Linked DNA regions of Homo sapiens: region 1 is linked to region 2. The links are chromatin loops, found by intact Hi-C in ENCODE. Cell type or tissue: testis. All regions are shown on one strand. Each heading gives the region's core, and the rest is flanking DNA. Links, peaks and the distances in the headings are about the cores only.

Region 1 (8,330 bases), core at 203-8,202, 130 kb before region 2:
GTCACCACACCTGGCTACTTTTTGTATTTTTAGTAGAGAAGGGGCTGCACTAGCCACCTTTCCTGGCCTCTGACAGTCCCCTGCACCGCCCTCCCTGCCTCAGTGGTCAAGCTGGGTTTGAAGGGCTGTTTTTTATGTTTCCACTTCCTTCATTAGAGTGTGAGGTTTTTGAGTTCAGACCCACCCTGGATCTCTCTGTGCGCCCAGCACAGGCCTGGCACACAGTAGGCATTTAAGACATGTCTGAGGAGAGGCGAAAGAACTAAAAGGAGGCAGGGAAGAGACAGGTTGGTGATGAATTTCTTCCTGTTGCCAAAGCCTCTCTGCCTCTTACTATCTTCTGAAACAACACCCTGGGGTGGATTAAATGACAAACTGCCCAGAACTGTGAAATCTTTCCTGCTCCACAGCCAAGGGTGAGAGTTCCTTCTGGCTTTTTCTTTTCTTTTCTTTTCTTCTCCTTCCTTCCTTCCTTCCTTCCTTTCTCTCTCTCTCCCTTTCTTTCTTTCTTTCTTTCTTTCTTTCTTTCTTTCTTTCTTTCTTTCTTTCTTTCTTTCTTCTTTCTTTCTTTTTGACAGAGTCTTGTACTGGAGTGCAGTGGAGTGATCTTGGCTCACTGCAACCTCCGCCTCCTGGGTCCAAGCGATTCTCCTGCCTCAGCCTCCCAAGTAGTTGGGACTATAGACATGTGCCACCAAACCTGGCTAATTTTTTTTGTATTTTAGTAGAGATGGTGTTTCACCATGTTGCCCAGGCTGGTCTCGAACTCCTGAATTCAGGCAATCCACCCACCTCGGCCTCCCAAAGTACTAGGATTACAGGCATGAGCCACTGTGCCTGGACCCTTCTGGCTTTTTCTAGAGGCAACTCACTGTGTCTTGGGAAACACAGGCCACGGAGACCCATTGGAGTTCATTCTGGCCACCTTGGCCAGCTGGCTTTGTGAGCCTGGTTTGCAGCTCGCTTCACTATAAGCATTCATTTCCCTAAGGCAAATGGACATCATGGCCCCTGCCCTGTTATGGGAACCAGATAAAACAATGAGCGGCTACGTGCTTTGAAAAAACTCTGCTCTGTTCTAACGAAGGGAGTATATGATGTTATGTTATGTTATGTTATGTTATTGTTACAGAATTCTAAATGGTGACATAGAAATTATTTCCCTTGAGTATAGTACATATTGCTGCTAAATAATAGAACTTGCCTGATTGGTATGGGGGGTGGGGTTTGTGAATTAGTGATAAGTCAGAATTATGGGACATTGCAAAAATTTTATTGCTTTCAAATTAATGCAAAATAATGACTAGCCCTGTATTGTTGAGACACAGTCCCTTAGGAGGGTTGCTTTAATGAACAGATAAGAATCACTGGTGGCCGGGCGCAGTGGCTCACGTTTGTAATCCCAGCACTTTGGGAGGCCGAGTGGGGCAGATCACCTGAGGTTGGGAGTTCGAGACCTGCCTGACCAACATGGAGAAACCCCGTCTCTACTAAAAATACAAAATTAGCCGGCCATGGTGGCACATGCCTGTAATCCCAGCTACTCGGGAGGCTGAGGCAGGAGAATCGCTTGAATCCCGGAGGCAGAAGTTGCGGTGAGCCGAGATTGTGCCATTGCACTCCAGCCTGGGCAATGAGAGCAAAACCTCATCTCAAAAAAAAAAAAAAAGAGAGAGAGAGAGAGAATCGTTGGTGATTGGGCACTCTGGGCACTCGCTGTAAACAAGGGGTTCAAACCAAGTGGTTTTTAAAATCCTGGAAAACTTTTTCTTTTAAAAGCTAATCATCTTTTCAGTATTATTGGTGTGCTTGGCCAAACTTTCCATAATCCCTCACCTGAGTCAGATTGTGGGAAATTCTGAGCAAGCAGGATTTGGAATCACTGAAGCATGGTTATTCCTAAAACAACAGGCGGGGGGTGCGGCTCAGAGTGGCAGGTGCTAGCAGTCAGCAACCTCTTGAATTGCCCAGGAGCCCCACGCCTGCAGATGGCTGAAGAGTTGACATCCTGTCCAACAGCTGCACCCCCGCCACACACATACACAGTCGTACACACACCGCCATTTCTCATTTGCACAAATTGTTGCATACCCAGTTACATGTTCACTTTCATGAAAGTCACAGTCATGTGACACACCTATTCCCACACTCACAGGAATACATGCACACAATCTTACGCATGCACACATACACACGCACACATACACACACACACATACACCCACAACGTAAGGACAACCACAGAGGCTGAACATTCCACTGAGAATCCCAACCTAAGATATGAGATAAAGATTCCCAGAGACCTGGCCTCAGCAACAACAGGACATGCTCCCTGTATGTCTTCCCCCTATACATGAGGTACACTAGGTGGGCTCCAAATGCAGGTGTTTACTCTGCTTCCAAAGAGGGGACAGTAGCTTGAGGTATGACCCTCTAATCTCCAGCTTGTCAGAGAGGAGGCAGAGCATCCCTAGAAAAGGACAGCAGAAATAAAAATCAGGAAAGGACAGTGGAAATAAAAACCAGGAAACTGAGAACAACAATAATGGCTAATCAGTGATGGACATTTGCCATTGCATCTGTGCTAAGACCTTTCTCCTTGCAACAGCATCACAAGGATGGGGATACTATCATCATCATTTTACTGATGAGAAAACTGAGGCTAGACAGGTTCAATAACATGCTGAAAGAGCAGCAACGAGTCAGCACTGATCCAGCATTCAAACCCAAACTGTTTGAGATTCAGAAGAGCTGGCCTCAAATCAAACCGGAGTTGCTGAGGTACAGCAGTCCATGGGAGTGGGAGAGAAGCCAGGCCTCATGGGAGAGCCCCCAGCATTAAGGAGCCTGCAGCTGACTTCATAGGAAGACACAAAATAGTTGGTGTCTCCCTTTTGAGAGGCTCAGATGCTTGACATGATAATAGCTACCACTTTATGAAGGATTTACTGGGATATTGTTGACACTGTAGGAGCAACCCCTCCTTTGGTTCTCCTGATAGCCCTATAGATGAGGTACAGTTATTAACCTCACTGTGTAGGTGAGAAAACTGAGGCTTGGCCAGGCGCGATGTCTCACACCTGTGATCCTAGCATTTCGGGAGGACGAGGCAGGTGGATTGCCTGAGCTCAGGAGTTTGAAACCAGCCTGGGAAACACGGTGAAACCCTGTCTCTACTAAAATACAAGAAAATTAGCTGGGCATGGTGGCATGCACCTGTAATCCCAGTTACTTGGGAGGCTGAGGCAGGAGAATTGCTTGAACCCAGGAGGCGGAGGTTGCAGTGAGCCGAGATCGCACCATTGCACTCCAGCCTGCGTGACACAGCAAGACTCTGTCTCAAAAGAAGTTGCTGAAGTCACTGAACTAGTGAGTGACAGAGCTGGGATACAAATGCAGGAATTCAAGTCCAACTGGGATTCAAATCCAACTCTAAGTTCCATGCTCGTTTTCTTCTGTGTGCGTCCTGACTCATCCTGCTGGAAGATGTGCTGAGAATCACGGCAGCTCTAACCACCTCCCTGCCTGGAGTAATGGGTAGGAGCTGAGAGATGTAGGAACCCTGCTGCTTATCCCATCCCTTCCTGCTACAGATTACCAGAAATGAAGAGGAAGAAGAGGCAGCAAGAATGTTTCATGTGCTGTTGACAATACTTAGATTTCTGGACAATGGTTTATGAGACTGGAGTGATGGGAGGGCTTGGTTAACAATCAGTGGTCAATAAATATCACTGTGTTTTGTCCTTGTTTTTAATATAACTATACTTACTGAGCTCAGTCTCTTGGACCCAACACAAAGGGCATTCAATGAAATATACAGGAGGAAAATGAACAAATCTACCACCACAGGAAGGATAGCCTTCATTCTACAACTGTATTTTGAGCTTATTGACAAATGTCTAAGAGAAAATTGTGAAAGTAGCATGCACACCACCCCCCTTGATCTCGGAGACGTCTGAGAACGTCACAGAGGCCGATGAACTTGGAGACACGGGGAAGAATGGTAGAGATTGTAATCCTTTATCAGCACCGCGGACAGCATCCAGGCAGGGACCGGGGAGCTGTCCTGGGTGCTAGTGCTAACTGCTGGTAGAGGCAGACACTGATCAAGCTTGTCTGCTGTATGCCAGGCACCATTCCAATGCTGTGCATATATCATATCATTTAGTGTGCCCAATGAATTTGCAACATAGGCATCCTTTACCCCATTGATATGGTTTGGCTGTGTCCCCACTCAAATCTCATCTTGAATTGTAGCTCCCATAATTCCCATGTGTCATGGGAGGGACCCAATGGGAGGTAATTGAATCATGGTGGCAGGTCTTTCTCGTGCTGTTCTCATGATAGCGAATGAGTCTCACGAGATCTGACGGTTTTATAAAGGGGAGTTCCCCTATACAAGCTCTCTCTCTTTGCCTGCCACCACGTAAGACGTCGCTTTGCTCTCTCTTGCCTTCCGCCATAATTGTGAGGCCTCCGCACCCATGTGGAACTGTGAGTCCATTAAACCGCTTTCTTTTATAAATTACCCAGTATCTGGTATGTCTTTATTAGCAGCATGAAAGTGGACTAATCCACCCATTTTGCAGATTCAGAGACTGAAGATCGGTGATACAGAGCATCTTGTCCAAGTGCACGTGGCAGTAGAGCTGGAACTTGAATCTGGAATTATCTGGCTAGTGATCTAGCTCTTCTTCCATGCTGTCTCCACACATCTTCAAAGTCGTCCCACCTCACATTCTCAGCAGGGTGAGGAATCCACCCAGGATCACTCTAGGACAATAATCAAACACAAGTGATATTGAGCCAAGTCCAGTGATGGGCTGATTTGTAGGCCTCTGTCAGTACTGGGAGTGGGAAACTGGAAAATTGAGTGTCTTGTTCACTTCCAGCCACATGCCTGCCTTCAAAGCATGGCCAAGACTTTGGTTGGGGGAGATGGTGGCAGCCCTAGCTGAGAAAGAGGAGGAGGTGTCACACAGGCCACCTAAGATGGAGCCAGAGAGGTCTCCACCCATAGGCTCTGGTCACCCATCCTGGAGCCCTTTCGGAGCAGTACAGGTTATGGGGCATCAGTGGCCTCCATCCCCCTCCTCCAGGGGAGCAGCCCAATTGATGTCTAACAGCACCTGCTCCCTGGGCTCACTGCCGAGCCCACCCCCTGCTGTGGGCAAGATGGATCTGAAGAGTGGGGCTGAGGCCCCATTTAGAAGATCCTTGAATTGTAAACTAAAGAATTTATATTTTTTCCCACAGAAAATATGGAACTACCTAAAAAATCACTATCCATTTTTAGAACCTTTACTAAGAGCCAAGCATGGTGCTTGGCCATTTCCACCCATTTTCTCATTTAGTCTTTATTACAACCTTATTACTGCCTTGAGGTGGTTACATCATCCCATTCTGACATGTGAAGACCCAGATAGGGGAAAGGACTTAACCAAGGCCACGGAGCTGGTAACGGGGCAGAGCTAGGATGAAAATATGGTCTGTATAATCCCTGATCCTGCACTCATTCTCTCCTGACCAGAAGTCTGTCGCCCCTTGGAGGGCCAAGGATCTAGGGCTCAGGTGAAGGCCTGAGCTGCAGGCTGGGCAGAAGCCCGGCAGGGAGTTCCTTCTGTTTCATTAAGGGTGGAGTCACCATGCTCGCAGCCATAAACCTGCCTCACAGAGAAATTATCTGGGACTTAAAAAACTCAGTGGCATTTTCTGGGATTCTGAGATTTATCTGGAGCTGTCTACACAGATGTGGGAGACTCTGGACTCTCAGGAAGGGGGCTGGAGCTGAGAGTGGCATGAAGCAAAGTCAATAGTGCCATGGAGATCAGAGGAGCAGAGATTCACTCCCACCGAAGGGAATCTGGCCTCAAAGTTTTTGAGTCTCCCTTTCCCAGGCCCCTCAGTCTCTCTAGTTCTCCGTGCCTCTCCCAGGTCCTGGGACCATCCTGCCAAGCTACTTTTCCAGTTACTCCCAGAGGAACTTTTTTTGTGGCCAGCTCTGGACAAGTCATATCCTTGCTTTAAAAAGTCACCTCTGCAAGGCCAAGCACGGCGGCTCACACCTATAATCGCAGCACTTTGGGAGGCTGAGGCGGGTGGATTATGAGGTCAGGAGATCGAGACCATCCTGGCTAACACAGTGAAACCCCGTCCCTACTAAAAATACAAAAAATGAGCCGGGCGTGGTGGCGAGTGCCTGTAGTCCCAGCTACTCGGGAGGCTGAGGCAGGAGAATGGCATGAACCTGAAAGGTGGAGCTTGCAGTGAGCTGAGATCGCGCCACTGTACTCCAGCCTGGGCGACAGAGCGAGACTCAGTATCAAAAAAAAAAAAAAAAAAAAAAAAAAAAAAAAAAAAAAAAAATCACCTCTGCAAATCTTGATTTCCTCATTTGAAGAATGGGATTAGGAATATCCACCCAGCAGTGCCATTGACCTGGTTCATGAGGGCAAGCATGGCCAGTGAGTTGGCCAAACAAGCCCTGGGCTGCCAGGGGCCCCAGAGTAGTGAGCCAGTGTCTTGAGGTCTGAGACAGCATCAGTGGCTGTGCTTCATGTTCTGGGGGCTGCTGTGGCAGCTGCCCTGGGCCTTTGTAGTTCTGAGCTCACCCCTACCCCCCTAGAAAGGCCCAGTCTTGCAGAGCACAAAGCAGCCCCTAATCAAGAGTTTTGATCACTACAATCCTTTTTGTTCCCCTTCCATCCAAATTAATCAATTGCAAGTCCCTGAAGATGTTATTGTCTCTCACTTCTGGGAATTTGTACATGCTGCCCTCTGGCTACAGCTCTCTTCTTGTCTGAATTGCCTGAACAATTCCTGTTCAACCTTTAGGTTAAGAGCCCAGTGGAGACACCCCTACCCTCAGGAAGCCTTCCTTGACCCCCAGGCTGGAGAAGTAGGGATTGCTGCTCTGTGCTCCACGTGCATTGCCGTGCGGGATGTCTTGGGGGAGGGATAAAAGGAACATGAGGCAGGAGAGGTGGGGGTGGGGGGCACCACCTCCATAATCCACACCTGTGGCTGCAGAGGGAGCTAGGAGCAGCAAGAGGCATGAACCAGGGCTGGGGAGCACCACTGTGCTGGCCACCTGGAGGTTTCCTGAGCTCAGCCTCTGCTGGAAGGGGCCCAGGTGTGGCGCTTTGTGATGCCAGCCCCGAGGGTGGCTCTGCATAACTGCTGCATGGGAGCAGGAGGCAGCAGCCTGTCCCTGGAGGATCTGAGCCATCAGCTGGCAGGGATCAACACAGCACTGCCCAACCCCAAGCTCTTACCTGCTAAGAGGGGACAGGGCAGGCAGAGAGGGGAGGGAAGTCTGTGCCAAGTCTCAGATCTAAGTCTAGGACCTAGCTCTGCACATTCGTATCAGTAAACCCAGTGTATGCAACTGCATGTGGTCTACATTACTACATGTGTCTCTGAGTCTGGTAATATCAGACTATGTGTTTATGTGTATATGTGTGTCTTTATGTCTCTGTGCACAAGTATGCCATCAGGGGTGTCCCTGTGCATCCATGTGCCTACACGTGTATATCAATGTGTCAGTACATGTGATTGCTGTGTAAATTCACAGGCATGTGATGTATGCAATTGTGTGTTAACAAATAGTGTATGCACTCTGGCCTTCTACTTACACCCACTGGGGTTCAAATCCCAGCTCAGCTACTTCCCAGCTCTTTGGCCTTGGGCAAGTCACTTCACTTCGCTGAGCCTTATTTTCCTCATCTGTAAAATGGGAATGAAAATTATAATGCCCATCCTGATTGATTTTTGTAAAAGGATTAAATAGAGCAATGTACTGTTTTTAGAATACTTAACACAGTGGCTGGTCTATCAGAAACAATAAATACCGCATTTATGATTTGTTTTGTGTGTGTTTGTGGTATGTGGATATGTGGTTGTCTATGGATTTATATGCCTATCTAAGATGTGTTTATGAGCCAGTCTGGGGTTAAGTGCATAGTCTGGTGCATTTATGCATAAGCACATGTGTGTCAGCATGGGCATATGTCTTTATTTCAGCTTTTTTTTTTTTTAACTTTTCATGATCCTCTGAAAGCTCAGGGTCCTGGGCAGCCATGACAAATGAGATTGAAGCTCCCAACACTATTTAAAACCTCCTCTGCTGATTCTTGGTCTTTGAAAACAGACAATTATTCTCTTAAAAAAAATCAAATTTGGACTTACCTGGAACACAGACACACGCACCCCAACTGCCCCCCACCCACCCAGGTAACATATATGGTGCACATGCATGCACATACATGTGAACACACATGTTGGCACCCATGATCATCCATGGCTCACTTGTGTATCCCCAGTCTTCAGCC
Region 2 (8,330 bases), core at 244-8,243:
GTCTCCCAAAGTGCTCGGATTACAGGCGTGAGCCACCGCGCTGGGCTGGTTCAATCATTTTAAAGTGTACAATCAGTGGTTTTCAGTACATTCGCAATGCGTGGAACCAGCACAACATTGTCTAATTAAAAGATATTTTCTTTTTTTCTTTTCTTTTCTTCTTGGTTTTTGTTTTGTTTTGTTTTGAGACAAGTTCTCACTCTGTCACTCAGGCTGGAGTATAGTGGTGCAATCGCGGCTCACTGCAGCCTCAACCTCCCAGGCACAGGTAATCCTCCCACCTCAGCTTCCTGAATAGCTGAAACCACAGGTGTGTGCCACCACACCCTGCTAATGTTTAAATTATCTGTAGAGACGGAGCCTCACTATGTTGCCCAGGCTGCTCTCAATCTCCTGGGCTCAACTGATGTGTCTGCCTTGGCCTCTTAAAGTGCTGGGATTACAGGCATGAGCCACTGCACCCAGCCCCAAGACATTTTCATTACCCTAAAAGAAAACCCTTTAGTCACAAGTGTGGTTCCAGGTGTGAGCTGGCTTTGTGATCTGTAGAGCTGAGGGTAGAAGCTTCCATTTGAAACGTCTGCTCAGGTGGCTGCTGGAATGTGGCTGGACTTCAGGTAGACTATACCTTAGTTGGCCCTACAGAGGCATCTAAGAAGTTGTCCAGAATTTGAAGTTCTATAAAAGGAGACCCATTTACAATACACGCAAGGGAGCTGACTATTGAAAAGAAGCCAGCAGTGAATCCTTTGGTGTGCCTTTGTGTTGAATAAATTGGAATTTTTATAGATTGGGTTTGCAGCTCAACCAAGTTCTGAAAAGTGTGAGTCCAAACCGCATAGAGGTGAAGGTGGCAGGACTCAAGTTTCTATGGTTTTAAGGGTACAGGGACTTTCTCCTGCGCAATAATCTCATCTAAGAGAAGCCCAGGGCCTCCCACGTGGGCTTGTAGAGGGCAGGCTCCAGACTACAGAGAAAAGGGGAAACTGTGTTTTCCCCGCCCACAGAGACTGAAGGTCAGACCAGATCACGTTAAAGCAAGAAGACTTGGTATTCTTCCCTGGGGAATTTGTAGGTTACCAAGATTGGCAGGGAAGGGGAGGAGGACCAGAGATGTTCTAGAGTGTCACTCGATCCCCATGTATGGAGGGAACATTAACCCTGTGTCACGCACTTGGCACTTGGTACTTATTATTCCATTTAATTTCCCCAGCAATCCCTTCACTCACAGGCAAAGCCTGCAATTACCAACAAGGTAAAGTGGCTGACCAAGGCCACAGGCAAGTCAAGCCCTGGGGCTAGGATTGGAACCCAAATCTCATGGCTCAAGTCTTGAGGCTGACTCCACCAAGCCACTGTGAAGTCCCCCTGAGAGCAACCAAGAGCCAGGCATGTGGGGGGTAACAGGGCTAGAGAGGATGTTCTCAGTGGGCAGTGCTAATGTGACCCTGTGGGAGGGACATTCCTGTCTTCTCTTTTTGGTTTGTCTTGGAAAGTCCCACATCTTTTGCAGAACTGCTTCCTGGTATCCCTATCTGGAATTTACACCAAGGACAGCCAAAGGCCAAGACTGGCTTAGAGGCCTGAGGAGTGGGGATCAGAGAAAAGGGTCAGTCCATCCTGTGCAGCCTTCCCGGCCTGGGCCCCTGTGAGTTGATGGAGGAAATCAGTGGCCATCGTTCCCCTATCCTTATCCTGAGCAGGGGTACTGGAGGCCCTGGGAAAGCCCCCTGAGCTAAGACTGATCTTCCTTGCCCAAAAATAGCTGCCTGGGATTCAAAGAGACTGCATGGGAAGAGGAGGAACTTCAGATTCACACCTGGGTTCAAATCCTGGTTCCATCCCTTACTTGCTGTGTGACCTTGGCCAATGTCCCTCACTTCTCTGCACCTTGGTTTCTCCATCTGTAAAGTGGGATCAACCATCATCCTATGGAAGGGGCCAGTCCACAGGAAACACCTCTCATCAGGGAGTGGGAGCTGTTAGGAGGTTTCTCAGCATTCCTCTAGCTTCTAGAAGCCCCCTTCCAAGGAGTAAAACCTGTGCCTAAAGTGCTAGTGCTCTGGCCTAGGCACTGGCTTGGCCCTGGGGAGCTACCATGATGGACCAGTTATGGTCCCTGCCCTTCCGGAGCACAAAGTCTAGGGAGGAGGACAGAGCCTAAGCAGGCAGAGCCACACGTGGGATAGGGCTGCAGCAAAGGGACACACAGGGGCCCCAAAAGGGAAGGAGGATCCTGCCTGGGGTCAGGGAAGACTCCACAGGGACAGAGACTGGGGGCGAGAGTTTAAATCTTTAATAACCTGTTTGTCACAGTCACTGACCAATCAGAAAGGACACTGGCTGTAAACAATCCACAGCACCCACCAGTGTCTACCAGCTGATGATGAATGCCCTGGGAAGGGGCATTGATTGGGGTGCTGGCGGATGAATAAGAGTTCTTTCGACAAGTGGGAAGAAAGGGCACCCCAGGCAAAGGGAGCACTACGTGCTCAATCCTGGTGACAGGAAAAACCACGGCTGGAGCATAAGATGTGTTGGGGGAAGGTGGGGCATGAGAGCAGAGAGGGTCTCGAATGCCACTACATTTGGGAGACACGGTTAGGACTTCTCTGATGTGGCACTCCACACTGGTGACCCAGTTGAACAGGCACTGCAGTGAGAGTTTTCAGGGTCTGGACACGCCTCCTCTCCCAGGTCCACGACATCTACATGGGGCAGAGCTCTTACTAGGGGTCCAGGCTCAGGCTCCATTCTCTTGGGAGAGGGGCTGGCAAGGTGGGTCAGGAAGAGAGGCTCAGCCAAGGGGCTCTAGAGAGCCTTTTGAGTGGGGAAACTGAGGCCAATGCTCAGATGTATGAGTGGGATCAAATCAGTGGGAGGTGGAGACACTGGTGACCTGAGCTTCCCTGAGCTTCCCTGGCTTTGAGTCCTCCCCCTAGAGTGGCACTGAGGCCTCCTGTTAGCTCAGGAAAAACTCAGGGATGTTTTAAGGGTCAAGTTCTAGCACCAGCTCTGCTGCTGATGAGCTGTGACCTTGAGCAAGGCACAGACCCCTCTGGGCATGGGGACCCTGTTGATTGCTTCCTTGGAAATGGAAGATGTCCCAGGCTGATCCTGTTCTGCCAGCCTCCCTGACCTGGCATCATGGAGAATGTGAGGGCTTCAGATTCAGGCAGAGCTGAGTTTGAATCTCTGCTTTGGAAATGGACTGGGTGTTTGACTTGGACCAAGTGCTAAGCTCTGGGCCTTTATTTCCCCATCTACAAAACAAGGAATTGATTGGTGAGATTAGCGTTGAATGGAATAAATGAAAAACTCTGGTGGGGGGGGGCAGCTGGGCACAGTGACTCGCGCCTGTAATCCCAGCACTTTGGGAGGCCGAGGTGGGTGGATCACCTGAGGTCAGGAGTCCAAGACCAGCGTGGGCAACACGGCGAAACCCCGTCTCTACTAAAAATACAAAAATTAGCTGGGCATGGTGGTGCATGTCTGTAATCTCAGCTACTCAGGAGGCTGAACCAGGAGAATCACTTGAACCCAGGAGGCGGAGGCTGCAGTGAGCCGAGATCGTGCCATTGCACTTCAGCCTGTGTGACAAGAGTGAAACGCCTCTCGAAAATAAAAAATAAAAAAAAATAAAAAAGAAAGAAAAGAAAAAGAAAAAACTCTGGGGACTGGAGACAAAATAGTAAAAGGAGGTGGTAGAGAGCCTTGCTTCCGCCCTCACCTCCTATGAGGTGCCCTCTGCTTGCAGAATCTCTCAGCAGCCGGACTTTTGCAGAAGCTGCAGGTCAGTGGTGAGTGAGGAGGAAGGCTGTATCATTGATTGTTCTCCCAGGACACTTTGAGCATGAAAGGGGGCACCGTTAGTAATAAACAGCCATAAACCTGGGCTGTCCTAAGGAAACCAGAGTTTATGATGCCCCTGGTGATGAGTGGAGATTCAGAAATTGAAATGGAGAGGCGGAAGCGGGACACGATTGAGGAGGGATGTGAGCAGGTGCCAGGAGGCGCAATCTTTGGAGAGAGGGTGTGGTGCCCAAGCAGGCTTTGGGAGGCTTTTCTGCGGGAGGTACCGATTCGCTCCCCTCTTCTGGGTCCCAGGTGAACTTCAGGAAAGAGCAGCTTTGCTTTGCAGCAGTTTGGGAGCTGGATTGGGGCTGGATACGTTTTGTAACCTTATGCCTCTGCACGCTGGTTGGCTGCTTCACTTTTTTCTTGGTTATAACTTCCTGCAGAGACTGGTCTTCGGCTGGGAGCAGGAAGGCACTCTTAGAGTTGGGTTAGGAAAGTAAAGGCGCTTTTCCGATGCCTAGAAGGCAGTAGCTGCTTAGTAAACGTTCATCCCCTGCCATCTTAACCAGCAAGCGCCTTTGCTCTGGGACCCTGGTCCACGGTTGCTTCAAGCCCCCAGAGGAACCGCTGCCTTCATACTCCTCCAGATGGTCTAAGCCCTCCTGCCTCCCACCCCTCCCACACACGAATGCAGGAAGTCCTCTGAGAGCCTGCTGGATCAGTTTCCTTTCCGCTTCCTTTCTCTTCCTCTCCGGTGAGGGCTGGGACGCAGCTGGCGGAGTTGGGGGGGGTTCTCCCCCAGACTGCTTCTCTGCACAGCCTCCTTAACGCGTCACTCACAGGGCCTGCATTCCTCCAACTTTAATGCCTCCTCTGGGAACACAGGCTTCCAGAAACCTGAGATGACCAACCAGCCGGTGCAGGCCAGAGGGAGAAGGGCCCAGACGGTGAGGGGGAGAGTGAGGGGCTTGACTTCTGCCTTTGCTGAAAAGAGAAACCGCAGGCCTCCCCCTCCCCTTTCAGCTTATGGGACTTCTAGACCAGGGAGCAAAAAGCACTGGCTCTTGCCAAACCCACTTAGGGAGATGGAAAAGGAAAGATGGCACGATAGTTTGTAAAGGTGGAAGATCTTTTGTCACATACACCAGGTACAAAGGTTTTCATACTGGGACCCTTTACTGTCCCTTTAGGCTTCTAGAACAATAGGGCAGACTACTAGCAGAACCAAAAACAGAGAGGTGAACTAGGATTAAGTAATGGCTCCCAACAACTGCCTTGCAACTCCCAAATATTTAATAAGCAGCTCTTATTTAATAATCAGCTCCTGCCAGCCAATGTACCCCAGCTCTAGCATACCACTGGTCCTATCTATCCCCCTCTCAGGCCCTGATCACCTGAGGTAGGGAGTTTGAGACCAGCCTGGCCAACATGGTGAAACCCTGTCTCTACTAAAAATACAAAATTAGCTGGGAGTGATGGCGGGCGTCTGTAATCCCAGCTACTCAGGAGGCTGAGGCAGGAGAATCCCTTGAACCCGGGAGGCGGAGGTTGCAATGAGCCAAGATCGTGCCATTGCACTCCGGCCTGGGCGACAGAGCAAGACTCCGTCTCAAAAAAAAAAAAAAAAAAAGAATCCTGGCCACACAGCCATGAAGTAGAGGTTCAAACCCAGGCTGGTTTCACAGTATCACATCACCTCCCAAGTGTATATGGCCACGTACAGTTGGAAGCATCGCCACTCCTGCACCCTTCTCCCTGGTTAACTAGTGAAATTCTTCCCTTGGGGATTTTATTCATTCCATTGATGTAAGCCCGTCCCCACTTCACTACACTCTTGCAGTCTTAAAATTATGGCTCACTAGGCCCAAAAGGATCTTTAGAAATTAATTTGTCCAATTCTTTTCCCTATGGATGGGGAAATCGAGGTTCAGAAAGAAGACAAAACTTGCTTGTATCAGCCCTAGATCTCCTGAGGCAGAGTGCTTCAGTGCAAAGGGTCTTATCAGACAGACCTGGCCTCGAGTCCTGACTCTGACATTTACTTTCTGGGCCACCTTGGCTAGCAGACATTACTTTGCTGTTGTTGTTCTTTGTGGTATTTTTCTGAGACAAGGTCTTGTTCTGTCACCGAGGCTGGAGTGCAGTGGCATGATCACAGCTCACTGCAGCCTCTACCTCCTGGGCTCAAGCAATCCTTCCACCTCAGCCTCCCGAGTAGCAGGAACTATAGGTGTGCACCCCCATGCCTGGCTGATTTTTATGTTTTTCGTAGAGATGGGGCCTCATTATGTTGCCCAGGCTGGTCTCAAACCCCTGGGCTCAAGCAATTCTCCCACCTCAGCCTCCTCCCAAAGTGCTGGGATTACAGGTGTGAGCCACCACGCCCAGTCAAAGTCACTTTTTAATTTTTATTATTTATTTATTTATTTATTTTTGATGGAGTCTCACTCTGTTGCCCAGACTGGAGGGCAGTGGCAAAACCTCGGCTCATGGCAACCTCCGCTTCCCAGGTTCAAGTTGTTCTCCTGCCTCAGCTTCGCAAGTAGCTGGGATTACAGGCACCCGCCACCGTGTCCAGCTAATTGTTGTATTTTTAATAGGGACGGGGTTTTGCCATGTTGGCCAGGCTGGTCTCAAACTCCTGGCCTCAGGCGATCCACCCGCCTCGGTCTCCCAAAGTGCTGAGATTAGAGGTGTGAGCCACCGTGCCTGGCCTATGCTACTTTTTTGAGCCTCAGTTTCCTCATCTATTAAGTGGAGATCATAATACCTTCACTGACGGGTTGTTGTAAATATTCAAAGAGGTCCCAGGTTGGGATGCAGCAGCCTCATTCCTGGCACGCAGTGAGTGCTCAGTGCAGGCAGCCTTCCTTCTCCCCAGCAAAGGAAAATGGAATCTTAAGGCTCTGAGACCAGGGTCATTCCTTTATGGAGCCTGAGAGGGGGATAGATAGGACCAGTGAGTGGTATGCTAGAACTGGTGTGCATTGGTGGGCAGGAGCTGATTACTAAATAAGAGCTGCTTATTAAATATTTGGGAGTTGTTTTTGGGAGCTTTATACCAGCCATGGTAGGAGTATTTTACACCACAGAAATCAGCAAACTCTACAAATGAAGGATTTTATTTTTTATTTTGTATTTATTTTATTTATTTATTTATCTGTTTTTAAGATGGAGTCTCTGCTGCCCAGGCTGGAGTGCAGTGGTACAATCTCAGCTTACTGCAACCTCCACCTCCCAGATTCAAGTGATTCTCCTTCCTCGGCCTCCCAAGTAGCTGGGATTACAAGCATGTGCCACCACACCCAGCTAATTTTTGTACATATATATTTTTTTCAGTGGAGATGGGGTTTCACCATATTGGCCAGGCTGGTCTTGAACTCCTGACCTCAAGTGACAGTTTTTTTTTTTTTAAATAAAGGCCTATATGGCCGAGCACGGTGGCTCACGCCTGTCATACCAACAGTTTGGGAGGCCAAGGCGGGTGGATCACTTGAGGCCAGCAGTTTGAGACCAGCCTGGCCAACATGGCGAAACCTCGTCTCTACTAAAACTACAAAAATTAGCTGAGTGTGGTGGTGCATGCCTGTAATTCCAGCCACTAGGGAGGCTGAAGCAAGAGAATCACTTGAACCCAAGAGATGGATCAGTGAGCTGAGATTGTGCCAGTGCACTGCAGCCTGGGTGATGGAGTGAGAGTATCTCAAAATAAATAAAAATAAATAAATACATAAAAGCCTATAGTGTGGAATTTTTATTTTATTTATTTATTTTTTGAGACGGAGTCTTGCTCTGTCACCCAGGCTGGGGTGCAGTGGTACGATCTCGGCTCACTGCAAGCTCCACCTCCCAGGTTCATGCCATTCTCCTGCCTCAGCCTCTGGAGTAGCTGGGACTACAGGCGCCCGCCACCATGCCCAGCTAATTTTTTGTATTTTTAGTAGAGACGGGGTTTCACCGTGTTAGCCAGGATGGTCTCGATCTCCTGACCTCGTGATCCGCCCACCTCGACCTCCCAAAATGCTGGGATTACAGGTGTAAGCCACCGTGCCTGGCCTATGATATGGAATTTTTCAGTGGTAAGAAGTGATAGAGGGGATCATTATGGTAGTCAACCAAAAAAAAAAAATTACAATGTATAAATTTGGAAAAGGAGAGGAGACTTTGTTTCTTATAAAGAGTTACAGCCTGCAAAGGGGCCATCCCACAAGCAGGGAAATGTGTCTTTGGATAAGACCAGAGACTGTTACTTCGAAGGAGGAGGGGTTGGGGTAGATGCTTGATGCTAAACAGGTTGCCTAAAAACACATATATTTAACAGGTTACAAAAGAATATTTATGAAGGTGGTCATGACACATGTGAATTGAACAAACAGGTATGTAACATAGGACCCATGTTCATTTCGGGATGGAGACTTAACAGTTAAATGTATTATAATTAGGCCCTATAAGTCAAAAGGTCTTTTCGGGACACAAGGCACACAAGTGTACCATCTCCATAAACCTACCAGGGCCCGTCTACAGTCGGTGGT

What was found. Hi-C counts contacts between places; a loop is a spot of excess contacts. Peaks named below come from ENCODE experiments on the same cell type or tissue, not always from the same donor. Only the 100,000 strongest peaks of a DNase experiment are listed, where the experiment ranks them.
Region 1: a loop joins it to region 2, with 2.4 times the contacts of the local background. A loop is called at or near these places in 15 of 110 quality-filtered maps.

The regions. Positions count from the first base shown.
Region 1 is chr9:124,106,456-124,114,785 of GRCh38, forward strand. No RefSeq gene overlaps it. Among named protein-coding and RNA genes, the nearest start is that of LHX2, 99 kb to the left of the region's middle. In testis, for the core only: no CTCF peak of the experiment used is centred there; a DNase peak (open chromatin) is centred at 4,046.
Region 2 is chr9:124,238,451-124,246,780 of GRCh38, forward strand. No RefSeq gene overlaps it. Among named protein-coding and RNA genes, the nearest start is that of NEK6, 15 kb to the right of the region's middle. RefSeq lists enhancers at 1,274-1,323, 1,454-1,503, 4,069-4,585, 4,586-5,102. In testis, for the core only: no CTCF peak of the experiment used is centred there; a DNase peak (open chromatin) is centred at 4,231; H3K4me3 peaks cover 738 bases; H3K27ac peaks cover 630 bases.